Regions from separate parts of the Homo sapiens genome. Here all the other regions are linked to region 2. The links are chromatin loops, found by intact Hi-C in ENCODE. Cell type or tissue: A673. All regions are shown on one strand. Links, peaks and the distances in the headings refer to the core of each region. The heading gives the core; the rest is flanking DNA.

The links. Hi-C counts contacts between places; a loop is a spot of excess contacts. Peaks named below come from ENCODE experiments on the same cell type or tissue, not always from the same donor. Only the 100,000 strongest peaks of a DNase experiment are listed, where the experiment ranks them.
Region 1: it touches region 2 in a loop (16-fold over the local background); 1 of 110 quality-filtered maps calls a loop at or near these places.
Region 3: it touches region 2 in a loop (5-fold over the local background); 1 of 110 quality-filtered maps calls a loop at or near these places.
Region 4: a loop joins it to region 2, with 6 times the contacts of the local background. A loop is called at or near these places in 1 of 110 quality-filtered maps.

The regions. Positions count from the first base shown.
Region 1 is chr1:199,157,274-199,165,223 of GRCh38, reverse strand. It overlaps LINC02789 (long intergenic non-protein coding RNA 2789), which reads right to left. Exons shown (of 4, transcript NR_147896.1): 2 at 3,739-3,801; 3 at 2,654-2,759. The region is part of intron 1 of LOC107985243 (a long non-coding RNA gene); the gene reads left to right. Among named protein-coding and RNA genes, the nearest start is that of LINC02789, 13 kb to the right of the region's middle. In A673, for the core only: no CTCF peak of the experiment used is centred there; DNase peaks (open chromatin) are centred at 3,233, 3,753, 4,403 and 5,233; H3K27ac peaks cover 5,000 bases.
Region 2 is chr1:199,310,532-199,318,481 of GRCh38, reverse strand. All of the region lies in intron 3 of LINC02789 (long intergenic non-protein coding RNA 2789), which reads right to left. Among named protein-coding and RNA genes, the nearest start is that of LINC02789, 170 kb to the right of the region's middle. In A673, for the core only: a CTCF peak has its summit at 4,786 (motif pointing right); DNase peaks (open chromatin) are centred at 4,891, 5,261, 5,671 and 6,301; H3K27ac peaks cover 3,564 bases.
Region 3 is chr1:198,889,463-198,897,412 of GRCh38, reverse strand. The region is part of intron 2 of MIR181A1HG (MIR181A1 host gene); the gene reads left to right. Among named protein-coding and RNA genes, the nearest start is that of MIR181A1, 34 kb to the right of the region's middle. In A673, for the core only: no CTCF peak of the experiment used is centred there; a DNase peak (open chromatin) is centred at 5,122; H3K4me3 peaks cover 1,046 bases; H3K27ac peaks cover 4,466 bases.
Region 4 is chr1:199,460,231-199,468,180 of GRCh38, reverse strand. It overlaps LOC105371680 (a long non-coding RNA gene), which reads right to left. Exons shown (of 5, transcript XR_922402.2): 5 at 7,747-7,950. Among named protein-coding and RNA genes, the nearest start is that of LINC02789, 320 kb to the right of the region's middle. In A673, for the core only: a CTCF peak has its summit at 4,435 (motif pointing right); a DNase peak (open chromatin) is centred at 4,470; H3K27ac peaks cover 1,753 bases.

The sequences.
Region 1 (7,950 bases), core at 1,860-6,859, 150 kb after region 2:
GAAGAAGCCATATTTAATTCTGTGGTCAACTCTAAGAGATCACAGGGTCTCTTAAGTGATCATCATTTCTTTTGCCATCTCACATTGACTCATCTGACTTAGAAATGGGTGGATGAAAAGAATCTTCACTCACTATGTTTTAATGTTAGAACACAAAAACTCAAATTGGGCAGGAAGAAACAAACCTCTCTCATGTAAGAGACACTCAGTCCCCCGAAAAAGAACAAATTCTTCATTCAGAGTGAACAGCTTGTGAGAAAAAGCTTACTACCTTGCTCATAGGCAAGGGAGGTGATTGTCAAATATAGCTGGAAGGATGTCTTGCCCAGTCTTTTGCGGATGCTTGAAGTTTCTATAATACAGAGAGAAACTTTTAATTCCACAAACTCAGATGAAGTTATAAGGCTAATGTTTCTAAGAGGGAGTATACTATAGTGATTTGAATTTAGCAGGGTTGTAATAACTTGTACCAGATTGTGTCTTAATCAACCAGCAAATATTTATTGACCATCTACTATGTGCCATTTATTGACCATCTACTAGTTTTATGATAAAACTGAAGCTCAAAGGTTGTATGCATCTTCTCTGATGTCTCACTAGAATCCTCCAAGCTAAATGGTTTATTCATTTTTGGGGGCTATCACTGTGCTACCACATACTTCTGAAACCCACAGGAATGTTGCTTTCATTGTCACCTATCTTCCCCCACTGGATTGCATACTCCACACGAGAGCTGAGGCTAGCTTGGTCTCATTCATCTTGGTAACGTTCGAGTATATCAGAATCTTGGCACGCAATTGACATTTAATTCATGCTTATTAAATGAATTAATAAGACTGAATAAGATATTAATGCTACTCTATGGCACTTGACAGGTAGGACAGGAAATAAGACATGAGTGCAGAACAGTTATTGAGAGATTAGTTGCTTTAAGTTTATCATGTATAGTGGTGAGTTAGGGAGAAGAGACAGAAAAATAAATGAGATCAAGAAGTCCCCAAAAGACGCTGCCTTGTTTCTGCCAATTTTGTGTGCCAATCCTACACTCACGTTGAAAACAATTAGTTATCCATTACATTACCTTTAGATGTTCCATAGCAATTATAGTTACTCATTTATTTACTAGAAGTTTGCTTACATTTAATTGATTTATTTGAAGAACCCAAAGTAATGACATGTAGCAGAAATCATGCCTCTCTTTCTCTTTCTCTTTAGGCACATCCTGCATCTAGGTTTGAAATGAAAAGAAGTGAGCTTAGATAGGCAATTCCTATTTCCTCTAGAAAACATGATCGTTGACATGAATTTAAGCAGACAGCATGAATCAAAGATTAACAAGTCAGTTCAGTTCTGGCTCTGCAGTTTAATGGGCTTGAGGTCTTAGACCACATGCTTACTCTCTCTAAACCTCAGTTATCTCATCTCTGAAGTGGAGATAATAATGCCTACCCTGTTTATCTTTTAAAGCTGTGATGTGTAAGAAAATGCTTTACATACTATGAGCTACTATATAAATGCAAGGGACTCTTGCTATTATTATGGTCATGATTGCTCTGGTAATCATGACGATAGCACTGAATACAAATCTAAAGGGCACATCCACATAATTAAAGTGTCTTACCTCAGGAACAGCTCTAGACATTCACGTCTGTGAAACAGCATCTGATCAGTCCTTAAACTCATCAGACAACGTATACATTGATGGACCCTGAAGAATTACTGGCACATTAATTTGCTTGCCTGGAAACATCTGGATTCTCTAAAATTAGATTCCTGATGAAAGATCCCTGAAGTGTTGCCAGATTTCTGTTTAGATAATTTTATTCAGTTCAACAAACATGAATCGAATGCCTATTTAGGCCAGAAATTGTTGTAGGTAATAGAGACTTAAAGATTGGTGATCATGGCTCCTGCCTTCAAAGAGCTCACAGTTTGTGGGCAGAGACAGATACATAATTAGATGTCCACAGAATATAAAATGGAGTTATGTGTAATTATTACATAAATTACAGTGGTACTACAGGAAGTAGACTAAAGCAAAATCAGAGACTATCTTGATGGAAAGGATGCCTGAATTGAACATTAAAGCATAAGTGGAAGTTACAAAGGCAAAGTGAGTGCAAAGTGAGGGTAATTCCAAGCAGAGGGAACAACATGAGCAAAGGATCTAAAACTGGGAAAAAAATATGTGGCTATGTTGCTGGATCAGAAACCAAACTGAAAGATGTAGAGGGAGCTAAGGCTGAAGACTGGAGAAGAGAAAAACCAGTTCCTGGAAGGGCTTGTGGGTCATGTTTTTAACTGTGACAGATAGATACCACCAAAGGGTATGAAACAGATAAGAGACATTGTGAGATACAGATTTTAAATAAAATGCACTGGGTATTGCATTGATTGAAAGATAATAAAACTGGAAGCAGGGACATTTGGTTAGGGTAGCAATTTGGAGAGATGAGCCAAGGAAACAGTAATTAAGATAGGCAGCAATACTTTTGAGAAATATACAAACACACACACACACACACACACACACACACACACAGAGTGTGCAGGAAGAGACAGGACTTGACAGCTGCTTCAATGTGGCGTTGAAAAATACAAAAGTGTCAAGACAGAGCCAGGCATAGTGGCTCACACTGATAATTCTGCTTACTCTGGAGACTGAGGTAGGAGGATCGCTGGAGGCCAGAAGTTTGAGGCTGCAGTGAGAAATAATGACACCACTGCACTTCAGCCTGGGTAGCAGAGCGAAACACCATCTGAAATACAAACATTAAAAAATGCAAAATTAAAAAAAGAAAGATGCCACGATAGATTACCCAAGCACCGTACTGGTGTAATAGATATCTCAGTCTATGAAATTAAAAATTATGATATATTACTTAATTTTTATAAGCTATCTAATTTCTGACTCCAGAACAAATTCCACTAGACTGCTGGGAAAAAAATACCTGAACTCCCAAGCCCCAATCCTTACTGACATTTCTCTAGTTAGGATTTCACTATGATATTAAGGTCTTAATGCCAAGGAGTTGGGGATGGCCCATTTGGTTGTTGGCTGTGAGTCCATGCCTGTAGCTGCTGAGACAGCTGTCATCCTGGCCTATGTGGCCTTTACAAGTCCCTTAGTTCTCTCTGATGCCTCAGTGCCAAGCATGGTTGGTGGGCAAATCTTGGGAGAGAGGGCATATGTTCTCTTCGCCCAGAAGCAGTGTGAAGCCATTTTCTCCTTTTGCTGTACTTTCCTAGGAAATGGAGGGGAGGTACCTTCAGCCCCGGCAGGAAACCACAGGTCTCTCATCATTGCCTTCTTCTCTTAATCTGAGGGGAGATAATTCTCTGAGGAAAATCCTTTTCCTTTCAGGTCTCTCTGTTTTTGTGTGTTTACATCGCAATGTTTCTTCTCCTCTCTGGAGTTTAGTTTGGGCATAGAAAATACATCAAGGCAATTCCTTGCTTTTTAAAATTATCTGCCCTCTACTTCCACATGAAAAGGGTCTTTGTCTTCTTGCCATTTTACCTTTGGCAGCCGGCATCCAGAATACTCTGATACATGCTAAGAGCACACACACAAATATTTGTTTATTAAATAAATGAATATAAGGGTAAGTTATGAGCTGACATGACATATTTTAGGAGGAAAAAAGCTACCATTTTGGAATTCTCTCAGCAGTGCTATATACTGAAAGAGTAAATGAGTGAATTAATTAGAAAATGAATACAGCCATGGCTGCTTACTTTTGTTTTCTGTTCTCTGCCACATTCCTTCCCTGAGGCATTCAGCACAGAGCTGATTTCATGCTGAAAGAGAAGGAAGAGAAAGGAAAGAAAAATATTCAGAGAGGAAAAATATTAATTAAAATATTAATATAATCCAGTCAGTTTACTTATTTCAAGTCATCATCTAACACCAATCAAAATGCTTCTTACTACCTAAATTGAGTATTTTTATTGAAATGTAAAGTTTATTTCAATGATATTCAAAATATGAATTAGAGAATTGAGAGTGAGAACAGATTCTTATACAGAGTTGCAAATTTACTCATACTTAATCACACTAAGAAAAGTATTTTTTAAATTTTGTCTATGACTAATAAGATCTTACTCTCAGACCTCAGGTCCCCTACTGCTTGCTGTGATAATTTTTCCTTCCTTCCTTCCTTCCTTCCTTCCTTCCTTCTTCCTTCCTTCCTTCCTTCCTTCCTTCCTTCCTTCTTCCTTCCTTCCTTCCTTCCTCCCTCCCTCCCTTCCTTCCTTGGAAGGAACTACCAACCCTATGCAAAGTCATTTAAACATGGTGGCAAAGTTTGTGCAAGTAGAGAACGTCAGATACAAAACAAAGCAAAACAGAAACAAAACACCAAAAAATATAAATTAAGATTGTGAACTTTCAGGGCCTAGGGATAGGGGAAGGAAAATCAAGGAGCACAAGTGTTCAAAATCTGGATTGTAACTCCCTCTGTCTAGACTGGGACTGGGAGAGGAGGTACTAGAGGACTACCTTTGCCCTTGGTGTTTCCCCACTTATGTAATATACCATCTCTTCTCTGGGTTCTCTTACTATCTCATTATTGGGTAGTGCTTGGCTGCTGTAATAGGCATGGAGACATGGAGGGATATACTCCATCCATGTTAGTGGTAGTTTAGTCCTTATTATGTGAAAGAGAAAGAGGGTAGGGAGGAAGGACATATTTGGATAATTTTATCTCAAGACATTAGCCTGTCTTGTAATGCTATTACATTCCTCCACCTCCTTTTTGCATTTTAGAAACTAATTTTCTTTTTCTTTTTATTATCTTCGCTTTTAAATCACCCCCCTATCCTGTAGGCTCCTGGACCCCAACTTGCCTCAATAGACTCAGGCAAATATATATTTTCAAAATATTTTTGTATTATGCCAATATTAGAATAATTTTGAAAAAACTTAACTGTCTATTATATAATCGAGTATCAACAGTTAAGTGCCAAATATCATGCTATGGATGTTATGTGCATTTTTTCACAATATCAAATACATGCTATACATTTTATTTCCATTTTTACCTATGAAATGTATATTATTGGTTTACAGAGATAGAAATGAATGCTTAGAGAGATTAAATAATTTGCCCCAAATAATACCCCTCATAAATGGCTTTGTTGAGATTTAGACTCAGGGGATTCCTACTCAAAAGCCCATGAATTTTTCAGTACATTTTGTTGTTCACTGCCAATTCTTAACTCCATGAGAAAAATTCAGGCGCTTATAGGAATGTGTGAATCATAATTAAAAGAACACACACTCAGGGGCAGGAGACTCAGTTTCAAATTCTGCCATTTTGCAATTTTCTGTCAATAGTGTGGTAATAAGAAACAGCAAGTGCTCTTATATCCCGATTTTGTCTTTTATTAACTGTGTAAACTTGGGCAAACTCTTCTCATTTCTAAGTCTCCAACTTTTTATTTGTTCAAAAGAGAGGTTAGCATTAGGACAGCTGTGATGAGTAAGTGTGATAATACATTGCAAGCAACCTAGCACAAACCTTGGCATACAAAAAGTAAAAATAAAAATAAAACACTCAGTAAATGTAGACACCTCATCTATCCAAGAGAATTTTGATAATTTGTGAAGCATTCATTATGCTCTATATGGACCATTAGGTTATTTGATAAATGTATGAGTTTTAACACAAGTGCTACAATGTAACTATAATAAAAGCCCAAGAAATAAATGTTCATACAATGAAGTCTTTTTCTTTTTCATTTTTCTAAGAAACTGGCTCCTCATTTCTATGTTGCAGAAATGAAACAATAATTTATTATTTAAATCACTTCTTGGGGCACACATCTGATCTGGAATTCTGTACCTACTTTTTATTTATTTATTTATTTATTTTGAGATGAAGTCTTGCTCTGTGGCCCAGGCTGGAGTGCAGTGGCTCAATCTCAGCTTGCTGCAACCTCTGCCTCCCAGGTTCAAGCGATTCTTCTGCCTCAGCCTCCTGAGTAGCTGGGACTACAAGCATGCACCACAATGCCTGACTAACTTTTGTATTTTTAGTAGACATGGGGTTTCCCTATGCTGGCCAGGCTGGTTTCAAACTCCTGACCTCAGGTGATCCACCCGCCTCAGCCTCCCAAAGTACTGGGATTACAGGCATGAGCCGCTGCGCCTGGCCGTACCTACATTTTTATTACGTTAACTGGCACATAAGAAATGTACTATTTTGGGGGGTATAGTGTGATATTTTGATACATGTGTACATTGTCTAATGATCAAATCATGGTAATTAGCAAATCCATTGCCTAAAAAATTTATGATTTATTTGTGTTGGAAGCATTCACAATTCTCCCATCTAGACATTTGAAAATATACGATAAAATGTTGTTAACTTTAGTCACCTCACAGTGCTGTAGAACACTATAACTTATTCTTCCTGTTTACGCTGTAATTTTGTACCTGTCAACCAACCTCTCCCTATCTCCTCTCCCTCCTACCCTTTCCAGCCTCTAGTAAATGCAATGCTATACTCCACTTTTATTAGATCAACTTTTTTAGCTTCCATATATGAGGGAAAACATGCAGTATTGATCTTTCTGTGCTTGACTTATTTCACTTAACATAATATCCTTTAGATTCATTCATGTTGCCTTGAATGATTTGATTTAATTTTTTATGGCTAAATGGTGTTCCATTGTATATACATTGTATACTACATATAATATAATGTAGTATATATATGCAATGTGTATATATGTTCATTTTGTGTCTGTATATATATACACACATATATATGTATATATAAATTAGTATTTCATTGTGTATTGTCTTTATTCATTCATCTGTTGAGGACACTTAGATTGATTCCATATCTTGGCTATAGTGAATCGTGCTGCAACAAACATGAGAGTGTAAATATCTCTTCTACATACTGATATCCTTTCCTTTGGATATATACCCAGTAGTAGATTGTTGGATCACATGGTAATTCCATTTTTAGGTTTTTAAGAAACATACACATTGTTTTCCATAGCAAATGTACCAATTTACATTCCCATCAACAGCATATAAGGGTTCCGCTTTATAGGCATCCTTACCAGCATTTGTTATTTTTTGTCTAACTGGAGTGGGAGGAGATCTCAGTGTGGTTTTGATTTGCATTTCCCTGATGATTAGTGATACTGAACTTTTTTTCATATACTATTGGTCATTTGTATGTCTTCTTTTGAAAAATATCTATTTAAATCATTTGCCTTTTTAATTAATAATTGAATGGCTTGGGTTTTTACGCTGTTGAGATATTTTAGTTTCTTGTATAACATTTTAACAACAGTAATTTATAGCTTTCTCAAGTAGCTGGGAGCCCTGGAAAGATGGTAGGGGGAATCTGAAGCCACCTTCTGAGTTAAGCAACTGTCCTCACAGTCCAGGGCACTCAGCCAGAAGCCCTGAGCCAAGCATACAACATTCCATCTGCTGTACTAACCAAAGGTAAATGACCCTCAAACCCCAAGGGAGTGATTCAGCTTCAAGAAGGAGACCTCACCTTTTACAGGACAGTCAGGCTTGAGAGTTGCTTTGCTTAAGTGATTGAAGAAGAAAAAAAAAATCTGAGATCTAGTTAATGAAATGTATTGAGGTCATTTCCACCATTCACTGATGGAGCTCAGAAACAGAAAGTGTCAGGAGGGCTATAATTAGGAGAGAGAGTTAAAAATTTAACAGCATTCCAGATTTCAGTTACACCTGTCATCGTTTTTAACCACCCTTTCTTCCCATTTGCACTTTATTGGGCCTACTGTCTTCCCTTCTCCTTTTCAGGATTTGAGAGAAATAGGCAAAGAAAAATATTAAAGAAAAGAAAGGTGATATTTTGAAAAGATATTTGGGAGAAGCCAGTTTCAGGGATAGGTTCAGTTCTGTGCCTGTCTTTCTTTTGACTATAATTCATGTTAGCCCTCTCTGACTGA
Region 2 (7,950 bases), core at 1,670-6,669:
ATGATGGCTCAAGCCTGTAATCCCAGCAGGTTGTGAGCCCAAGACGGGTGGACCACTTGGGCCTAGGAGTTCGAGACCAGCCTGGGCAACATGGTGAAACACTGTCTCTACAAAAAATACACACACACACACACACACACACACACACACACACACACAAATATTAGCTAGACATGGTGGCATGTGCCTGTAGTTCTAGCTACTGGGGAGGCTGAGGTGGGAGCCTGGGAGGCTGGGGTTGAAGTGAGCCGAGATCACACCACTGCACTCCATCCTCGGTAACAGAGTGAGACTCTGTCTTAATAAAAAATAAAAAAATTAAAAATTTAAGACTTGCGTTTTTGCTTAGATAAAATGGGGGAAAAGTGGGAGTACCATGATCTGACAGGTTTTACAGGATCACTTGGACTGCTACGTTGGGAAGAGATGGCAGAGAGCCGAAATGAAAGCACAATGTATCCAGAACCTGATCAATCTTTTCACTACCTCCATTGCCACCAGGCTGGTCCAAGCCACCACCATTTCTTACCTGGACTGCCTCAAGAGCTTCCCAATGTGTCCTTCTTGCCATATTTGAATACACTTACAATAAAGATTAAAAAACAACCCTTGAAAAAGTATATTTTCTTCCTATGCTTCAAATATTCCTATTTTCTTTCATTTCTGTACAGTTGTAAAGAGAAAAGCCTTTTTTTCTATTCAGTATAAAACTGTTTAGTTTTATTCAAGACTCATTTTTTGATTAATTTGGAATGAAAGTCCCTGTGTGGATTCCTTTATGGAAATAATGGTGAATTGTATCTCAGTTCTCCCTTTTCTCAGGTGGAAAGACAAAGATTTAGAATCAGAGCTGAGAAACTATATTTCATTTAGTCATGTAACTCTATTGGGGTAGTAAACATTTTTAATTTCTTTTTGTTGATCATAAGTCTCCTTGTCAGTTAATGTTTTTCAGATAAAAACTGAAAAACAATCCTTTGTTAATATCTTTTTAAAAACTTCCTTTGCTAGGTCTCATAGGAGCTAGATGGTTGCAGCCAATAGTTCTTAGATACTAGCAACATCACTGATAGAAAGCATAAGGTTATATGAATTATTATGGCCAGAAACCTGATCTGAGGAGGACTATGCAATTTTTTCTACTAAAAAAATCCTTATAGTGAGCATTTAAGCAGAAAACGCAAAAGACATTTGATTAAATATACAAAATAGTTTTATCTCACTGTATCTCCAGGCTATAGGAAAAAATGTATTGATATATAAAAAACAACTATGAGTAGAATGTCTGAATAACTTAACATGACCTAACCATCACCATTTTTATTTCATTCATCTACATGTTCCTTTGACTGGTTATTTATTAAACATTCAACCATTCTCCTGCCTCTTGTTTATTGGTGGCAGTGAGTTGAAAAGGACCAAATTCACACTGTCTTACCTTCTACATGAGCATCTTCTGCAATTCATCTTCCTCAATTTTCCTGAATTCACCTTTCTTCCATCTTATATAGAAAGTCTCTACCACAAAATTAGTGCTTTAAGTAATTGTCTTTTAACTTTTTGGTACATGCTACTTTAAATATTTATCTGAACTAGCATGCAATGTTAGAGGGAAGGAACTATATGCTGTGAGCTTTCTGTATGCATTAATAACTGAACCCCTCAAAGATTTACATAGTAACTGCCTGTATGGAGAGACTGACTCAATGCTGCACCCTAATACTTTTCTAGGTTGTCACTTGCTGCTGCTGCTGCTCCAAACAGCTGGATAGTGCCCCTGCCACTTGCATTGACAGAGGATCCCAAGGATTTTTTTTCCTGTGGTAGTACAAGTGCTGGGTTGTTAGTGTTTTCCACGGCAAAATTGATTAGAATCAATATGATGGTTTCTAAAACTTTCCTGTAGGTCCCTTTGCCATAGAGATATTATATCAGCCTTCAAACCAATATATTTTGCCATTTGAACTTTTAAAAATATAATACATTTGAAGTACATCATTTCCTATTTGAAAACATGCAACTTTTCATAATGAACAAATCAGAATTATACCATCTTAATCTAATTTTATGAGTTCAGTGAAAGAAAAAGATGGTACTGTCATTTTGAGAGGGAAGTATTTTAAATTATTTAAAATTTTTATTTATATTTAATTATCTTATAAACATATCAAGACCTCTGTCATATCTAGAATTAGTTTAAACTGAAAAGAGCAGCAATATTTATCTTGTATCCTCAAATCTTAAATTGGTGATTCATTTCATTCTTATGCATTTCTGTTTCTATCAACTTAGATGTCATATCGATAAATAAAAGCAGTCATTGATCACAGTGAATTAGCCTTCACATGAGAAAAATTAACCCATGACAAAATATTATAAATAATATCAGAGGAGGAGCTCAGTTATATCATAAGTTTTAGTTCAACAAAGATTTGGGTGAGTGTTGGTTTGGAAACTAAGGTAGAAAGGATAGAGAAGGTCCAAGCCCAGGAGCCTGAGAAAGCACTCAACATAGAATATCACAGGTCTGTAGCATACTCATTACATTTATATTTGTGAGGAAGGAGTTAAAACAGCCAGCCTGTGATCCACTGACTTATACCAGGGGATGCCTCCAGTCCTTTTCAATGGGACTCTGGGTAAATAATAATATGTTCTAGGAGAATGAAACCTTGTCTCTGAAATGTCCTTAGCAAAATGTCCCTGGATAAGGATTACTAAGAGTAAGTAGAAGCCAAACATGGCTCTTGGGGAATTTCACGTGGTCTCTACAGCTCTCTGGAGGTAGAGATGTTTTGTAGTTGAAATGCTCCCGCTGTATGAGGAAACCCTGGACCTCACTTAGAGACCTCATCTATTCTGAACCAGATGGGCATGTCTAATGTGGGTAAGAAGGACCTGGGAGCCCCTCTCAATATCCCAGACCTCTCTCTGGTCCCTTTAAGATTTTAAAAAGTGCCTATATTCTTGTAATAATTTATTAAGTCTTGACAATGGGTAAGATCTCTGCCTCACATAAGTCTTACTTGATAATCTAATCCTTTGCGTTAGTCCAACAATCAGTTATTACCATTATCTAAATCAATGGGTCTCAGATACACTATGCATATACCTTGGATGGGAAGCTTGTAAAATGTAGATTTCTGGGCCATCTCATAGATATATGGATTCAATAGGACACTGTACTTATTTGTGGATGTAGAATTGTGTATATAAAAAAATGATTTGGAACTGTCTCTAAACCAATCTTTTGCTGGCACAGTTCTACACCTTTCTGTTGCATTTAAGTATCTTCAGTATATTGACTTATTTCTTGAATTCATTGTTTTTGCCTATTTTTAATGCATTTGCATAACACACAAAAGCTAGATTCGTGTGGGAAATACTAAAAGTAAATGATATCATCTTCTTTCATATGGAAACAGTTTATTTTTTTCTCTTCATAAAAGAGTTGAGAGTTTGGTTATTCAGAATTTTGTAGAACTTTTTCCAAACCATTTGATTGCTTTGCTTTTTAATATAACATGTCTAAAAGTTTAGCATTTACCTTTGGATGGATATGTTCAACATATAATTGAACACACAATTGTAAAGCACCTTTTAAAGATGCGTGCTAGATTTTTATTCTGTTTCTTTCATATACATTTAGTCCTAATGAAACCCACTGTTTATTTTAGCAATGATTTTAGCTATGTTCAAAGAGACAAAAGGGGGCCACAAAGTTAAAAGATTGTAGGGAGGTGGGTAGGGATGGAGGAAGAAGTGGAAGGAATTTCTAGCAAGTCTCCTATAAATACACAGCATTATTTCAAACAGAGAAATATTTGACAATTATAACCCTACCTTCTTAAAGAGATATGTAATTCTTATATTACTAAGTACAACCTATAACAAATTAGATTACAGAAGCAGTGTATTCTGCAAACATACAATTCTCTGGCCACATTCTTGTTCTTATGTTCCAGTTTTTAGTTTTTCTTGTAATGAAGTGCATTTGTTCACTCTGTTACTTTTTCTACCATAAAACATTTTACATCAAAAAAGTAGCCTTCAAATTAATGATTAGTAAAGAGAGACAATTACATTTAGCTAAGTATTGAAAAAGTTAAAGGGTTTTAAATCTATTTAGCCCTAGCAAAGCCCAACTTCCTGGTTCAAGTTAAAAAACAAAACAAAACAAAACACACATACAGCTCCTTCGTTGTTAACTGCTTTTTACAAAACACCATCTTGATGAATTAAGAGTAAATGAATGAGAACTATATATGGATAAATTTCGTTTGAAATACACTCAGGATTAAAAAGTTTAAGAAAAATTGCTTTTCGCTAATATGGTTTTGCAGTTTTAGCTGGAATGAAAATGTTTGAAAAATAGAAGTGTTTTGTTGAACCCAAACCTCACAGGTACCAAGTTTTCCAATCCATAAGCCTGAAATGATGATGGTGAAACCTCAGGAAGGTGAAGGTAATGGTCTCATTCTAGGAGGAAGTCAGAGAGAGTATCTCCTTGATCATTTTCAGGGAGTATTCAAATTAGGTTTCATTCTAGAGTTCAGACTTACAAATCTGGCCTGTTACTGTGCGGTATAGCATAGAGATCAAGAGTACAAGTTCTACCCCAGTGTTTCTCAACCTTTTATTCATTATTTTCTTCCTAAGGAGCATTTCAGACACTTTTTTAAATGAAATTTTATTGCTACAAATATATTGTATATCTGTTTATGTGCTGCTTATGTATCTGCGCTCCATAAATTAAAGAGTAGAATTTTTTTGTACCCCCTAGATCCAAATTTTGTCCTCTTGAGGGCAATATTGCCTGCTTTGAGAATGTGTATTCTAGAGCAGTGGTTCTCATCCAAGGGGCATTTTAATCCCTCAGGGGAAATTGGCAATGCCTGAAGGCATTTTTTGTTGTCACAACTGGAAGGAAGAATGGTAGAAGTGGTGCTACTGGCAACTAGAGGGAGAGGCCACGTACACTGATAAACAGCCTACACTGTACAAAACAGCCTCCCACAATAAAAATTATCTGGTCTAAAATGTTTATAGTGCTGAGGTGGAAAAATCCCACTTTACAGCCAGACTGCTTGAGTTTAAATCTGAGATGTACCACTTACTCACTGAGTAACCTTCGGTATGCTTCTGTAAAATGGTAGAATCAATAGTACTGACTGTATAGGGCTAATACGTGGATTAAATGAGTTAATACATACAAAATACTTAGCACAGTGCCTGGCGCATGGAGAATGGTCAATAAAACTTAGCTATTTGTATTTCAAATCCCATTATACTGAAAATAGCAAGTTCTCAGACCAAATTGCAAAATGTGTAAACATCACAAAATCCTTCCTGAAATTTGCACATATATCTATTTATTTTCCTGAAGCATATATAACTGATTTATTCCTATTCCAACTTAAAGTCAGAAGACGTTTTTGTAGTGACTAGTAAACTATTAAATTTGGCAGATTAGTGATTATATGAACAAATATAATGGGAAAGAATCAAGGCTGCTACTGTAGACAAATGCATTTTCATTACACCATGAAAATAAAAAAAAAGACTTGAATGTAACAGCATAATAAATACTTTACTTGGGCGTCAGTAGACAATCAGGAAGTGCCACTTTTAACAGTCAATATATCCTGGTGGCACTTCAGGAAATGCTATTTTTATGAGAATTTTCAGGTTCATAGCACAGTGAAATATGAATTAGTGACTTTGATGTACTTGTGTTACAAATATTTTTGCCGAATACTAGCTGCAGTCTCAGAGTTACTTGCTACTTATTTCCTTTCTATAAGGAGTGCAGTTTTTGCACAGACAATGGGGAGGATGTATATATGAATTTGCCTTGCAGGACATATAACAAAGCATGGCTTATTACAAAAAAATGAAGATCATCCTCATTTCCTTCTTTTCATTTTATAAAGCAAAAATAAAAGGGGGTGTGGGAGAATCTTATTTGCTTTCATCTCCATCCCTTCAGCAAGTCCTACTGACTTGACATTTCCTAACCTGAGCTGGTTTTCCAGGTCATCGGTTCAATTTCTCACTGTTTTCCCAGTCTTTGGTGTGTATTACAAAAATAGGCTGAAATCATCCATGGAAGATTGTTGTTGCTAGGTCTTCTATATTTTTCCTCACCTCCTTTAGCCTTCTACAATCTCAACAAAACTTTCAGAGAGAGAAAGGGGTACTATGAAAGTCTAGCTGAGGAAAGACATGAGTCAGAATTAGAAAGCATGGTCTTTGGAGAAACACTGCCTGGATTTGAGTTCTGGCTCTGCCACTTACTAGTTGTGTTCTTGTTACCTGGTGAAGATAAATGACCTAACATCAGAGAACTTGCATTAGAGCTGCATCTGGGACATGAATGTGTTCGTGGTAGAATGTTAGCTGTTGATTATTTGCTCACCATGGCTACAACTGAATCCCCGCTGCAGTGAAAACAGTGGTTCAAGGGTTTAGTAGGCTCAGAAAGATCGCATGCATCCTTCCTTAAAATACTACCTTCCCATTGTTATGGGAAGTCTTATTTTTTGTTGCAGAGGAATTTCCTAACAGTGTTAACTTTTGTTAAATGGTGAACTTCAAGATTTCATCAGCAATGAAAATCAATTCCAACCAGAAATAAAGGCTGGCAACCTAGTTCTTAGACATTACTAAAAAGCATCCATGTAAACATTTCAGTGGTTGATGTAGTTGCATAAAGTCCCTGAAGGCTATATACCCTTCAAATGCCCTCATCTTACGAATGAAAAGTTTCTTTATTTGGGTGCTGTTGGTTCCCAGCAGTCTTTTGTGCTACTGCTGCACTGTCAGCATAAGAAGGGAAGTCACAGGAGGAGGGAAGGACATTCTTTGTCTGGGAGCTAGATCTGTAAAAAGAGTTTTAATCTCACCAACATAAAAGTTCTGTCCTCTCTCATTGCTATGATTTCTACTCTAGAATCACGACCTTGTTGCATGAACTTCTAGAAATGTCTAGACATGAACATAACATTTTATCAAATACCTAAGAAGGTTGTTTTTCTCCCCACTTCTAGGAATTTCCAAGTGAAAGGGCCAGAGAACCACTGCCATTCCTGTATAAATCAGACCTCTTTTAAACAGTAAATTATTAGGAAAGGGACAGTGGTGGTGGTGGGGGCGGGGTGGGGGGGGGCGCTATATTTAGAGGGTGCCATACGTTTGGTTTTATAGCAGTGTCTTGAGAAGTATTTGACTCATGTTAAGAGCATTTGTTACTGGAAAGGGGTTCGATCCAGACTCCAGGAAAGGGTTCTTGGATCTCACATAAGAAAGAATTTGGGGCAAATCCACAGAGTAAAGTGAAAGCAAGCTTGTTAAGAAAGTAAAGGAATAAAGAATGGCTAGTGCATAGACAGAGCAGCAGCTTGAGCTGCCCGACTAAGGATACTTATTTTTACTTCTTGATTATATGTTAAACAAGGGGTGGATTATTCATGAGTTATCCAGGAAAGGTGTGGGCAGTTCCTGGAACTGAGGGCTTCTTCCCCTTTTACACTCTATAGGGTAACTTCTTGATGTTGCCATGGCATCTGTAAACTGTTTTGGTGCTGGTGGAAGTGTCTTTTAGCATCCTAATGCATTATAATTAGCATAGAAAGAACAGTGAGGGTGACGAGAGGTCACTCTTGTTACCATCTTGGTTTTGCTGGGTTTTGGCTGTCTTCTTTACTGCAACCTGTTTTATCAGCAAGGTATTTATGACCTGTATCTTGGGCCAACCTCCTATCCATCCTATGACTTCAAATGCCTAACCTCCCGGGAATGCAGTCCAGTAAGTTTCAGCCTCATTTTACCCAGCCCTTATTTAAGATGAATTTTCTCTGGTTCAAATGTCTCTGACACATTGATCACCATTTATAATCTAGAGTCCTGCTTCAGCCACTAATAGTACACCATTTTGGCAAAACCATCAAT
Region 3 (7,950 bases), core at 2,007-7,006, 420 kb after region 2:
TCTTCAGGGACAGGAAGTGCAGCTGTGTATCACCTGCCCATATTCTACAAATAGCACTGAAGGACATAACTCAATGAAACTTGAAATCAGATTGCACAAAAATACATTATTCCCAATTTTCTATTTTTATATTGCTAGATAAATTGTAAATTCACAGCAACATTTGTCTACTGTTATCTTTATGTTGCAAAATTACACTAAATTTTGAGTGACATCTTTAGCCAGGGGAGCCTAGAAACATCCTTTGGCTAAAAAATAAAAAGGTTATAATGTACAGTAGAGAAAACATTTCTAGAAAATATGCCTTTCACTGTGCCTTTAAAAACCAAGAATTTTTTAAAGGCACAGTGAAAGGTATATTTTGATCAACAGCTTATATTGTTTAGAAATTTGGCTGTGGTTTAGTATTTTGTCAACTAATTGTCAATCACAAAGAAAATTTAGAAAGAGATGAAATAGAAATAAAAGTCTTATTAGGAATAGTAATTATATAGATAGTGAAATTACTACTTTTTTTATAAGGAGCAGTAATTTCATAATGTAATAACTTCCTTTTCAGTAAAAGAAAGTGATTAACAAAGCTGAACATTCACACAAGGCAATGTACCACATAATTCAAAATGCCAGTGCAAAAATGTTAGTTAGTCAATAAAGATTCAATGCTTGTCTGTAATAATTAGTCATAGTTTCTGCACTTAGAAGGAAAGCTCTCCCCAGGAGTTGAGAATTAGAGTGGAAGTGGAGATTTTGAGTATAAGAAAAGTGAATTTCACTCATGTTGCAGGGTTACACTGCTGTGATGGAAGGCTTTCATTTTTCAAGTAGGAAACATGGAAATTACAGTAACTATGGCCAATTCATATTGGCCTAGAGAACACTTTATTTTTCTCTGGGCCCGAATTTCTCAACAGGTGCCACTATTGATATTTTGGACCAGATAATTCTTTGTCCTGAGGAAATTTGCTGTGCATTGGAGGATTTTTATCAGCATTATTGACCTCTCCCCAGTAGATGCCAATAGTATCCCCTCCCACTATGGTGATATCCATATATTGCCGAATGTTCCCTTGAGAACAAAATCTGCTTAGACTATTTGTCTAGGCAATTTTGCTTTCTTCATTTATCTTTATGCAAAATTAGTTTGATTGGTTATTTGCATTCACATTAATAGGAATTTTGCACAGAGAAAGTTTATGTAATAAGTTAAGAATAGCTCTACAATGCAAATGTTTCTGCAGGATATAAAAATAAGAATCGCAATGGTACATTCATCTCTTGAAATATTTGCTACACAACACATGTTGAATGTTGAAAGATGTTGAATGTAGGCTCTTATTTTGTGCCTTATTTGAAAATTTGCAGTGCAAATAAGGTAAATAGATGCAAAATGTTTGCCTTTGGGTATGAAAAAGTTTTCTTGTGTATTATAGTTAAATATGGTAATAGGTTTTTAGAGGTAACTTTCTGTGGCAGTGAACAAAACAAGACCCTACTATGATGATTCTACATGGAGCTGATTTTAACAGAAGAGTAGCCTTCATTGTGCCTTTCCATAAATGTTGGCTTTATCCATGTATTAAAGCACAGATTTCTTGGGAGACCACAAACATTGAGAGTGAAAGATAAAATCTGAAGAGAACCTGGGAAATCATCATTAAATTGAGCTGATAATCATGATAATCATGTCTAAAATATGGACTGTTAACTTTTTTTAAACTAAGATGAGATGGCAGAGAAGCTATTAACTTAATATGCCTCTCTCTCTCTCTCTCTCTGTGTGTGTGTGTGTGTGTGTGTGTGTGTGTGTGTTTTGGTGGAAATAAATTGATAAGAAAGGAAAAAATAATAGTCACATGGAAGCTTAGGAGGCAAGTCAATAACAGAGAAATATCTAGGTAGTATGAAATCTTCAGCTTTACACAATAGAAAAAAGTATATTATATGGAATTGATCCATTATTGTTTCAAAAATGGTGAAAGTTGTTAAACCAGTAACTTTTAGCTTAGTTTATCTGTTAAAAAAAAGCTACATGAACAATTCAAGATTTAGTAAATGTTGAAGATTTCCCTTCAGTATGAATTTATAAATATCTAATGAGTGTGTGTGTTTGTGTATATGGCTTCCTCATTGAGCACCTGGAATGACTTAGCTAATTTGCCCTTCATTCTTTATGACTTTCATGGATAATTTCCCAAAGCTCCTAAGGATTATTTATTTATTTATTTATTTATTTACTTATTTTTGGGACTGGTTCTCGCTCTGTTGCCCAGGCTGGAGTGCAGTGCCGTGATTATGGCTCATTGCAGCCTCAACCTCCCCCACTCAGGCAATCCTCCTACCTCAGCCTCCATTGTAGGTGGAACCATAGGTGTGTGCCACCACATCCAGCTATTTTTTAAAAAAATTATTTGCAGAGATGAAATCCTCCTGTATTGTTCAGGCTGGTCTTGGTATCCTGAACTCAAGTGATCCTCCCAGTTTGGCCTCCAAAAGTGTTGGCATTACAGGCATGAGCCACCTCACCTCACCAGGTCACTTACTTTAAAATTTTCTACTAGGTGATGTGAAGGCCCCCAAATTTAAATATACCAATATTTCTCTTTTATTATATTTTTAAAATTTGAGGTTTTAATAAGCTATCTAGATCCATGAATATTAAAATAGATTTTTCTTTTGTAGACCCAGCATTGTTCACTGAGGATAGATGTGGGATCAGTTCCTTTCAGGTATTAATTGTAATGTTGCTAAACATATTACCATGAATCTGTAGTATCAAAATTCAGATATTAAACTTGGGAGGATTTATAGTCCAACTTGTAGTAACTAAATAATAAAATGGTGGCATGATTATAGTTCAATTTTTTTCTTTATGAAGAGCTTAGGGTAACAATGCTTTGTTCCTGTATGTTGCACTTTTAAATTACAGTAAAGTGTTTCCCTGAAAACAAATAATATGGCATGCAATAAAGGGGAAAAGTGGATATGAGAACTTATCCTTGCCAGTATATTTGAAATGTGACTAAACATTTTTACAGTGAATATGTTCATATTGAAAAGAAATTACAATTTCCTTTAACCAAGTACTGGGTCACTATTTCTTCCAACTTAGTTATTGAAGAAACACTCAGCTACCATAGATTTGCTAGGCCGAAGTTTCTCAAACTTTAGCTGTGTCAGCATTACTTGGGGGGTTAATTGGAATGCATATTGCTGGGCTTGATGATCAGAGTTTCTGAGAACTTGTGTTCCTAACAAGTTCTCCGGCGATGCAGTAGTATAGAGAGGCATTGTTCTGGAGACATGCTTAATTTTAGGTACAACTTATTTTGACTTGAGAACTTTCTCTTTATTAAAATAGCAAAGGCGGTGTAGATGAAAATAAATAAATTGTATTCATTTGGGTTTTCTCATTTGCAACAGACCACATCAGCATTACCACTGGAAAGAATGACTTAGGAGAGTGGTTGTTTTAATGAGAGATTCTTTACATGCCATTGAAAGACAGGAAACCTTAAAAGAAAAACAAAACTGATAATCAACTCCTAAATGGGGATTTGAATTAGCTAAAATCTTTTTTTTTTCAAATGCCTACTACAAAGTCAAAGTTCATTCTCCTAGACTAGCAAATACTTTTTTATCAATATTTGTTTATATTTTCCCATAATTATCCTTATTTCACCTGCCACAAAAGAATTAATCATTTTATGTCCTCAGTCTTCAGCCCTCCCTAAAGTACCCAATAGCTCTTGTCCTTCTATAAGTCATCACCTACGTGTACTTTAAGACCCCGCTAATTCAATAATTTTATTTAAACGTTGATAGGATTCTATTAAATTTAAGGTATATTATTAATTAAACTAGAGGACATCTGCTGTAGTGAATAAATTATCCATGATTTAAAAGCAAAATTCAAAGGTAGACAAGGCCACCTGCGGCCATAGAGGCTGTGTAACTTCAGAAAGAACACTTATGAGTTAATGATAGGAATGGCACTCTCTGGAATTGTACAATCCAGTGTGCCTTAGTCAGATATAATAGGTCAGGTTTAGCAAGACAGGCATAAAGTTCTAGCCTTAACTTCAAAATTCCATAGAATGTGGGAGACATGAAATAAGAATGGCACATGGGACTTTTGGCTATTAGTTGACCATGAATAGCTCAGTGTGATTCAATAGTGATATGTAACTGCCCTCAAAAACTATGAAAAGCTTAGAGTTTCAGCAGAGGATGGTGTATCTGTTATGAGTGAGATGAGAAGTCTCTCTCTTCATGGCTGGTAGAATGAATCCAGAATTGTCAACTTCACATAAGTCTCAGAATATCCTCAACCCTGCCTGTTTTAGGTGAAACTAATGCACCAATTATTTCATTCATTTACAGAGAAACTTAAGCTAATATGTACATTCAGTACAATAAGTAATACAGACCCCTCAACAGAAAAAAAAAAACACCAGAAATTATCAAACTGAATTTCTTCAATTAATTTCAATTTAATTTGTGTGGACAAATATGTATTGGTTTTGACAATAAAATATGTCAAAATACTGTAGTGTTTAAAATTCCCATATGGAAATATGGCACCATGATTGTAGCTTCTGAATGAAAAACAGAGTTTTCAGTAATTTGTACTCTTCTGACTACATAGCATGGGAAGTTGAGAAAGAAATTCTTCTAGGTTGAATACTGGAAAAATCATCATCTGTTTCCTCTACTCAGTCACTAGTATACAAAGAAGGACTTAAGCAGATTTGCTGATTAATTTATCGGTATCTAAACATTTTGTTTTCTCTTAATTCAGTGGATGAGCTATAGTACTGGAACATTTATAGCTAAACTTTGTTATTTGGTTATTGTCCTTATAAAACCAACTTTTGCTGATAAAACATATTAACACTTATGGATGCTTTATAAATCCAATAATACAGCTTTGAGAGCATTTACTCTGTTTCCCACAAATTTTAATAAGCCTGGCTCAGCTTTTTCGACTGAAGCAAATGCACAGACCTCTACACTTCAACATGAAGACCTCCAGTTCACAATGTGCATATCCAAAGCACTGATACTAATGCTGTATCCAGAGATTTCAATGGGGAGGGTAATCTGTAATAACAAAATTGTATCCCTTCCTTCCTGCAATTACCTCACTATCCTCACAGCCTTGACATCTGGAAACCCACTGCTACTGTAGCAGCTGTGACTCCTCTCCTAGCAGGAAGTTAACTACACATTCCAAAGAGCACCAATTGTTTTGATATTTTCTGGCAGCTCAAAAAGCTTGGATATTGGTGAACACATTATTTTGTGGCAACCACATTTTGGAATTATACACAAATGTACAACATGTCACAATCTGAACAACTTACAGGTGTTAATGTTGTCTTTCTCTTAATGATATCATATTCCAAATTTAATCATTTTAAATATAGAGTAGTATGTTAGAGAATTAAACCTCATTCTGCTCATACTCACTTCTGCCATCATTTTCTCAAATGATCAACACGGAAGAAGACTTACCCAAAAATATGCTCCTATTTAAATCATTGGAAGAGAATTAATTAATTTGAGTTAGAAAGTAAGTATTGTGAGAATCATCCTGCTCTGTATTTGCCCACGTAGCACCTCTGTTAGCAGAGATTTTCAGATACTTATTAATTTTCTAGAAATCGAGACCTCCAAAAGAAGAGCAGAAATATTAAATGTTGGGCAAATCTAACTGCATTTTAGTGTCACCAAATGCCTAAAATTATTTTGTGTTTTTGAGCTGATAAATCTATATATTTTTTATTCAGATTTCTCTTATTCTTTAAAAATAATCAAAGGGATGACTGCTGGATTGATTTACTGCAAATTTATCTTTGAAATGGCTACAAATAATTGTTATTCTCATTTTAAGAGCATTAGTGTCTTTTGTTCATCAAATTAAGAATGAAATGGATTTTAGTACTGCCCTACAATTACTTTGGTAATCAAAATGATTGCCAATGATCTCCAAGAAACTAAACTGTCTTGCTACAGAACAGATTGAGGATTGTTTTGATTCACAGGAAAGCTCTGCAAAAATATGATTAATTATGATTTTGATTTAGTTTATAATTTTATTTTTTATTTCCGTTTTCCCTCTTCCCTACATTCTTTTAAAATATGGCAAAGTTTTCCATTGTATATTTTTATTTGACCTAATTTCCAATTAAATTTAATATTTCTCCTTGCTTAATTATTTCTTCTGGAATTTTACACTCATAGTGATTAAATCTCAATCTCCTCTCTCTTATTCTCTTTCTTTTTTTATTCTCTTTTTCTATCACACACAATTTAATAGTTCATCTTAAGTGATTTCTGATGCCTTGTATTCAGTGACTCTAATTTCTAATATCCTCTTCTTGTTAAAAATATTTTTGCAATGTATTTATAATATCTTTCTATTACACTGATTCTGTGTTATGTTTAAGCGTTTGATCACTTTTATTCAAATGTTCCTATGATAACCAGAAGATACTGTGCATTCTCATATTATTTTAATGCTCCAATGTATACTGCAGGCTTAAATAACCATAAAAGTAATGTTTGTTTAGAAAGTGACTGGTTTGTTTACCTTCACTGCTGCAGAAAATCTCACTAGGCAATTTGCCTGGGGCTGATACTTGTAACCATTAGCAATTATGGATTCTAGAAAGACGTTGATAGGAAGTTTTTAAAAAGCTATTTCAAAATCGGACACAAAAAATACAACACATTTTCTAGGATTGTTTTTCTTGCCATTCATGCTGCTTGCCTTTCTTATCTTAACTAAAATTCACTTTTCATCAGCCTGCAATGAGTCACAAAAAATGCTGTATCAATCTTGGGTTGTTCCTGGACATTCATAGTCAGATAAATTATTTTCAGAATCAGCAAAGCAGAATTATTTTTATAAAATGGTGTCTTTACACATCATTGATGTTTTGCAGAGGTCTGGACAAAACGCCAGTGATGTACTTTTAATTGCCAAGGGATCCACTTACACAAAGGAGACATGGGCACACCATTCTACCGTCAGGGCACTCATCATTTGACTTATGTATTGGACTTTAGGGGAAACACAAAGAGGATGCCTGGGACACTGTTCTCATCCTCTAAAGTCTTTACTAATAATATGTCAAAGTTGAGTAATAATACACACTAAGTAAAAGCTTTTCAACAGAAGCATCTCCATTAATCTCCACTTTGGGCCAGACAGCAAACTGAGCCTCTGTTTCTATTAAATACAAACTGATCTGAAATATTTAGAACAAAGAAAGCACATCCTTTCAGCTAAAAGTTATAGATATCCTTTGCTACATGACAAATGGTTAAAATTATCAAATATTTATAACAATATGATTGAAGAGTTCAGTTACAGGCTTTGATTTTGACTGTTTGCTTGTTGATGAGTGTTGTGCAGAAATGCCCAATATGTTTGAATTGCTTCACTTTGAGCATGATTTGTGCCAGAAATAGTGCTGATTAAGCTGTTTTTTTTTTCCTTTTTCTTACACATTTAAAAATCACTCTTTATTTTCCAAAGACCTCTTGGTCAGAAACTTGCATTCAAGAATTTTGCTATGCCATAATATAATAAAATGTATCAAGGCAGAAAATAAAATAAGCAGATGATTTATGCATAAGACGTTTTGCCTTTAAGCTATTCAAACCTGACTTTAGTGAAGTTTATTATCAAAAGTTTCTCACCTGATAACATAAATTTTGACAGAATGGAAATGTTAGTTTTAGCCAATAAACATACAGCCTTTAATCATCCCAAAATTTTCACCTAGGAAAGAAACTGGAAATAGTTCTTAAGTCTAATTAGAATGGAGAGATAAGTAACATTTTTAATACTAGATTTAATCTTGGCAAAAATATCTGTATCTCTAACTCAAACTCACTATCTACTTTTTAAAAATAATATTGCTCATCTTTTAATATAAAGGA
Region 4 (7,950 bases), core at 2,035-7,034, 150 kb before region 2:
TCTTTTCTAGCTAAATCATGCAACCCCACCTTCTCTTCTGTGGAATAAAACAAGACCAATTTTTTTTCTTTACATCTAGGTTGTTGAGCTTGCCAGATTCTTATACTTTGTTCATGCAAAGATGTAGGTACCTGTATAATCTTCCTAGACAACCATATATCTTGAACATTGCTCAGTTTACCAATTACTTCTATCAACTTTTATTTAATTAACAAGCCCTCTCATTTAGTTTATATTTAAATAATTGCCCTAGCACCCCTGTAGTGCTGATTTCTATGCCAAGTGTAAACTAAGTACACCTGTGGTGTAGACTCTTGATTAGGATGTTTCATATACTAACTAATAATCTTGATAGGTCCTCTGTTAGGATGTAGATTAAAGATAATTTACATACAAATACATACTACTTATGTTGAACTACTTTAAAGAAAAACAATAGACTATAATAGTGTAAAGTATAAAAAACCCTCATAAATAGGATTATCATGTAATTTATTAAAACCACAATACATTTTAAGTGAAAACATATAGTAACTTAAGCTATCCCAGGTAAATTGTGTCTAGTTCATCTACACGCAGAAGATAATTCTTTAAATAATATTAATTTAGCTTTATAAAAAATGGGTTCTCATTCATATTTCATTTTTGTATACATTAGATTTTTTCCTCCATATGCTATTAATAGCTTTTAGGAACTATCTTTTTTAAATGAGTCATAAGTTATTGACTATCAAGATGCATAGTGAAAAGAGAAGCATTTCTTGTTTTTGTTATTCTGATTACTTGATTCTGGTTACTTGTTTCTGAATTTTATGCTTTGTAGGAGTGGTTGGCAGTTTTGCCTTATTATTGCTTTGGAAAATTTATATGGGTGTGTTTTTCCAAAGCAATAATGTTACAGTCATTTGTCACGACAATGAATAAAGTCTGTTTTGCCATAACAAGTGTTTCTCTAATGCAAATTGATTAATATGACTCATAAATAAGGAATGATGTTATTTTGACATAGAAGGCACATTGGCTTATATGTAATTTTTCCCCAGCAGATAACTGCTTAGGTTTTGCCAAGCAACAGCAGCTGAACCTCAAATATACATTTCAGCCTGCTTAGCAGCTGTCAAGGTCGTGGTACTGGATTCACCTCCAGTCTTCCTCATGGTTCAGTGAGGCTGGGTGCTCTTAGAAATACATTTTGCCCTCATCTCCAGAACTTTGCAGCTTTAGTCATTCCCTATTGTCCTCCCTTGTTCTACCTTTCTTTTTCCTCTCCCAAAGATAAAGTCCTATATTCAATAATTTTTTTTTTTTTAGGATTTAACATGTTTCTTTTTTAACTATGCTTGAATATTTTTAAGATGCTATTATTTATGGTAGTACTCTGAATAAAAAGTTTCAGAAGTTTTGATGGATCGCCCTCAACCCTATTTTTCTCTGGAACACTATTGTGTTCAGTGTCAGATATTTTAGAACATAATTCTTTTTGGAGTATATATATTACATTAGCAGAAACATCTCATATATATGATATATACGTGATACACTATATATATACATATTATATATACATATTTTATATATATACATATATACATATTTTATATATATACATATATACATATTTTATATATATACATATTATATATGTATATACACACACACACACACACACACACACACACACATACCATTAAATGTTAAATGTTCCTATTAAGTTTGTTAATAGTCTAGGTAATATCTATAACCTATCTTTCCCCTCATTCCCAATTATGCTGTTAGCTTCTCATGTCCAGCTCAAACACATATATATCTCTGTGTGTGTGTGTATGTGTGCGTGTACACATACGCTCACACTCTATATATGAGATGAAATCATAGTTAACTACCTATTGTTCTTGGAAAAAACTGAAATCATCTTAAATTTTTATGAAGACACAGAGACTGAGGTGCTAAGAGATCTGTTGGGGGTGAAATGGGCATGCCTTTCTTTAGACTGTACCCCTAAAGAAGGGGAGGAATGCTTGTCCTAAAATATAGACATTTAAAGTGGAATGTTGGTATCCTCCAAGTGGAAGTTTAAGGCTGAATGAGATTTAGGGAAACACGCTGTGAACTATTTAATGGCCTTGTATGCCATGCTTTATTTGTATTATGCTTTTTTCTTTTTACTGTATTTAAGAGAATTATAAATAATAAGCAAATAAGGTATATTCAAAAGAAAACCATTAAAGATTCAAGATTTGTATTGTGGTAAATGATACAATTTATGAAATGTGATAAGATCTAGCTTTCTGCATTGGTTTTATTTTATACCATATTAATAATGCTATATGATTTATTACTATTTGCTGATTTGTTCTTTTAGTTCTAACTTCTATTGCTATATGGTGTGTCTCTTGTTAACATTGTATAGAGATATCGCTTAAGTATCTTTAAATATGTGAATTACTGATCTATTACACTTTCACACTTTTCATGTGCTTTCCTATGCTTCCACTCCCTCCCACTTTTTTCTGTGTATGGTTACTGTTGGGGCTCAGGAAATGATACCACAAAGTAAAGGCCTCAGAAGCAGCCTTAGAGGCCAAGTTTTCCTCTGACCTTGTCCTGCCCTCCTGTCTCTCTTCCTTCATTCTCCCCTGAGGCTAGCCATAGATACTAGAATTCCTCTTCACCAGTGTCAGTCATAGAAACCAGAACCCCTTCCCCCCAAAGCCAGCCGTAAATCTAAAAATATTTCTGTAACTTTCGCCTACCTTTCTTTGTAAGAACTGGCCATAAAGAAATTCTCTGAACTACATGGTTTGATAGAGGTTATAAAACCCCTATTTCAGAAGGGGTCCTGCCCTAAACCCAGGAGGAAAAAAATGCTCCACAGAAAGGCCAAGAAAAATCCAGCCTTGCTAAGTTTCTGCACTGTCTATTAGCATTAGCTCATACCCTTTCGTCACATTTCTACACACTGTCCATGCTTCATTGAACCTAAAGCATAAAAATGGATAGTTTACTTTAGGTCTCTGGGTCTTCAAGTCTGAATGCTCTCATGTCATGTAAAACTTTGATTAAATAAATCTATGGTGCTCTTTCTTGTTAAAGTGTTTTGGTATAGCAACGTGTGCCATGATTCAAATCTCATTTTGAATTTTAATCCCCATAATCCTCAGGTGTTAAGGGAAGAACGTGGTGGGAGGTAGGTGGATCATGGGAACAATTTCCGCCATGTTGTTTTTGTGATAGTGAGTGAGTTTCACAAGATCTGATGGTTTTATAAGTGTTTGACAGTTCCTCCTTCATGCACTCTCTCTTGCCTGTCACCATGTAAGATACGCTTGCTTCCCCTTCTGCCATGATTGTTTCCTGAGGCCTCCCCAGCCATGCAGAAGTGTGAGTCAATTAAACTTTTCCTTATAAATTACCCAGTCTCGGGCAGTTCTTTATAGAAGTGTGAGAACAGACTAATATAACCACTCCACACCTGCGTTACAGTAACAGCTATTTTCTCTAGTAGTTTAGAAAGTTTGCTCCTAAACAAGCTTATGGCAGTTACCATTAAATGTTAAATGTATCTATTAAGTTTATTAATACTCTTGCACTCATTGTCTCTCCTGCCACCCTGTGAAGAGGTGCCTTCTGCCATGATTGCAAGTTTCCTGAGGCCTCCGCAGCTATGTGGAACTGTGAGTCAATTAAACCTCTTTTCTTTATAAATTACTCAGTCTTGGATACTTCTTCATAGCAGTGTGAGAATGAGCTAATACAGGGTTCAATCTAATTGGTGACCATTGACCTTTTTATACCTGAATATCTATAGATTTATCTAGGTTTGGAAAGTTATCTGGTATTAATTCTTTGATTTAGCTTTTTACACCTTTACTTTTCCAGCTTTCTCTTCCTGACTATATGCTCTTCTAATGTTGTCTCATGGATCCCATAAACCTTCTTTATTACTTTTTATTCTCTTTTCTTCTCTATGTATTTTCAAATAGCCTGACTTCAAGCTCATTGATTCTTTTGTCTGCTGTTGATGCTCTCTATTGTACTTTTCATTTCATTTCATCCATTATGTATTTCAACTCCACAATTTCTGTTTTTGTTTTATTTCAATCTCTTTGTTAATTTTATCTGAAAAATTCATGAATTGTTTCTTTGAGTTTTACTGAAGTTCATTGAGCTTCCTTAAAACAGCTATTTTATTTGAGAGATCTCTATCACTTTGGATTAGTCACTGGTGCTTTATTTTTTTCATTTGGTGAGGTCATAGTCCCTGGATATTTCTGATGTTTGCAGACATGTGAGAATGTCTGCACATTGAAGGATTAGGTATTTATTCCATTCTTTACAGTCTGGCTTTGTTTATATCAGTCCTTATTCAGAGGCTTTCCAGAGATTCCAAGCAGATCTCTGAGCCTGTAATAACTGTGTTTTCTGAGCATGTGATAACTGCAGTTGTCTTAGCACTAGAGGGTGCTCTAATCCCAGGCTTGCTGTGAGTCTTGTGAGAGCTCCAAGGTTGATGTGGCTCTCTGGCCTGAATGTACCTAGGGAAGACCCAAAGAGCGTACTGGGGCTGTGTGGAAAAGCTGGTCATGGAGCTGCCCCCAGAAGAGTGTCCTGTTGGCCCAGACACATGTGCCTCCCAGCAGGCCCTATGCAGGTGATAGATCCCTGACTGCAGCAGAGGGGATGGAGTTGAGACTGCACCCCCTCAGGATCTTGTGTGGGATGGAGGCTGGTGAGCCCATCTTGTTGGTTCAAATGGGTATTTGTCTCCCAGCAGGACCCTGCACAAGTAGGGGTATTTCCTTGACTGTAACAGGAGGGTCCAAAGCTGAGACTAGGACCCCTCAAGACCTGCTATGTGATGGCTGCTGGCAAGCCTGTCTCATTGACTCAGACAAGCGTGTGTTTCCCAGTAAATTTCTATACAGGAGGGGTCGTTTCTCAACTAGCATAAGTGGAGCCAGAATTGAGACTAGGCCACCTCAAAATCTGCTGTGGGATGGAGGTTGGAGAGCCCAGTTTCATTGGCTCAGAGGCGCATGTTTCTCCCAGCAGGTTCTTAAACAGATGGTACAGTTATCCAACTGCTGTGGGAGGGCCAAAGCTGAGACTGGGCTTCCTTGGGATATTCTGTGAGATGACAGTGGTGAGCCAATATTGTTGGCTTAGATGGGTGTGGGTATGAATTTTCCAGCATGCTTGTGCACAGATAGGATTGTTTCCCCACTGCAGCAGGAAGGACTGGAACTAAGACAAGGCATGCTCAAGATCTGTTATGGGACAGATGTTGGCAAGCCCATCATGGAGGCTCAGACTCTTGAGCTGAGAGATATGGTCATATTTCCCTCTAGGTCCTTATATTAGCAGTTCTGAGCTGGGACCTCAGCTGAGGGGGTTGGGGTCAAGCTACAGGGGAACTTTCACATTCACTGCTGACCCTGATGTCAGTGGACAGATAAGCCTCTCCACAAGGTACTAGTGTGTGCAGTTTCTCCTGGACAGCTTGGCTGATGGTTTTGTTGCATGCTGAAGGCCATATGGGGCTGTAGCCAAGCCCTTTGGGAAATGAGGCTGTTTTCAGACTTGAACCAAGGAGCGTAATTGGTAGATCAGCCAACTGGGTGTCAGTCTGCATTCTCAAAATGACACTTTTAGATCTTGGGCTCCACTAAGATTTCACAACTTCCAATCTGAATCCTAAGGCTCCAGCAGAGAGACCTTTGTCTGTGGATAAGTGCAAAAGTTTTGTTGTTGTTTGGGGATGTGAGAGGGTTACCTCCTATTCTGCCATTTTGCAGATGTCTACTCCTAATTTTATTTTTTTCTAATTTTTCACTCTGTTTTTCAGGGCAAATAAGTTGAGAATGTTTTATTCTCTTCTGATTTCTGAAAGGGTTTGTGAAAGATCTGTGTACTATGTAAATGTTTGATAGAATTCAGACAGTCTACCTGGATCAGGACTTAACTTGAAGGAAAGTTTATATTACAAATTCAGTTTCCCTCATAGATGTGGATCTGTTCAAAGTTTCTATGTCCTATTTGTCAGTTTTGATAATTAGTGTCTTTCAACAAATCTGTTTATTTTATTTAAGTTGTCAAACTTATTGGCATACATTTGTTCACAATATCTGTTAACCTTTAAATGTCTATAATATCTGTAGTGATGTCCTCTCTTTTATTCCTGTTATGAATAAGTAAATTCAGACCACTTGATGTTGTTCCAGAGCTCATGAAATCTCTGTTAATTTTCTCCAGTTCACCTTTTATTCTATGTGCCTCAGTTTGGATAGTTTCTATTGCAACATCTCCAAATTAACTGACATTTTCTTCTGAAATGTCTAATCTCCTATTAATTCTATCCAGTATGTTTTTTGAGTACTACTTTTTTTTTTTTTAGCTCTAGTGGTTCTTTCTGTTTTTTTTTTAATATTTCTTTTTCCGTCTCATTATGTTTATCTTTTTCTTTAAGTCCTTGAAACTACTTCTAAAAATTGTTTACTTTCATTATATTTGGGTGTATTTCTAGTGACTGATATTTTTCTTCTGTTTAAAATGAGTCCTATTTTCTTCACATGTCTGATAGTTTTTGGTCAAATGCTAGACATTATAAATACTATATTGTTGATGATATGGATATTTTTCTCTTTTAAAGAGCTAGATGTTTCTTGTTTGTTTGGAAGGCAGTTACATTACATTACTTACAGGTCCATCTAATTTTCAAAGCTTATTTTTTAGCTCTGTTAGGAAGGTTCTATAGCAGTCTGTACATTAGATCTAGTTTAGCCCTACTAAGATTTTCTTTTTGGAGTCTTTACTAAATGCACTGGGATTTAATTAAGTAGTTTTCATTTTGGTCAGAATTGAAACAACTTCCAGTCCTGTTTCAGCAACTCCCAGTGGTTGTTACTTCCCTGGTAGTTCCTTGTTCAAACTCATGGAGTCTCTCTCCTTATTCATGCTCAGCTTAGTGTTCAGCCAAAGCCTCAACTCTATGCATAGTTCTGTATTTCTTTATTTCTTTGTATATCTCTTTTCTGGCACTCTGCCTTTTAAATTCCAGCCGTGTTGACTTCCCCAAACTCTGATTTCTGTGTCTTCTGCTACATGAGACATGTTCTGCCTGGGCTTTGCATTTTTGCACTGTAGTCTAGAAAGTGCTTACAAACAGGAAGCCAGGGCAGTATTAGGACTCACGCTTCTCTCTCCTCTTTTAGACGTGTGGTGCTTGTTTGATGCCTATAAACTGTTGTTTCATGTTTAGTCCAGTTTTCTAATCATTTTCTATGAAGAAAATTCAGTAACAGTTACTGCATAATGGCTACAGGTAAAAATTAAAATTATCTTTTCAAAAATATGTACTTCTAATAATATTGAAATGTTTAATATCTAAGGGGGAATAAAACAGCTTAAGAAACAATATATTCCTCAACTAGCATAAGTAGGACTAACAATTTATTTGTATATTCACAAAAAGGAGAATATTCTATATATTTTGATATCTTTTCTATGAATATACACACTTGCCTCTTTTCTATGAATATATAAATAAATATACATTTATTAATGCACATTTATAATATACTTATATATTTATAAAACACATACTTTATATATAGATAATACATAAATATATATTATATTAATTATATATATATTAGTTAATATATTAATACTATATATGTTATATATAATTAATGATTGTTGGAATTGGTGGTAATATTTTTGTCTTTAGTTTATTTTGTAAATTTTCAATAATCAATATGCATTTATTTTTCAATTAGAAAGATATTTAAAAAGGCCCACGTAATAAAGAAGATAGTATAATGATAGTCAATGTCTGTCTTTGTATACCATTCACTTTTAATAAGTCCCATTAATGTGCCATTAAATTATTAAATAAATGTTTGCTGGACACGGTGGTGTACACCTTTAGTCCAAGCTACACAGGAGCCC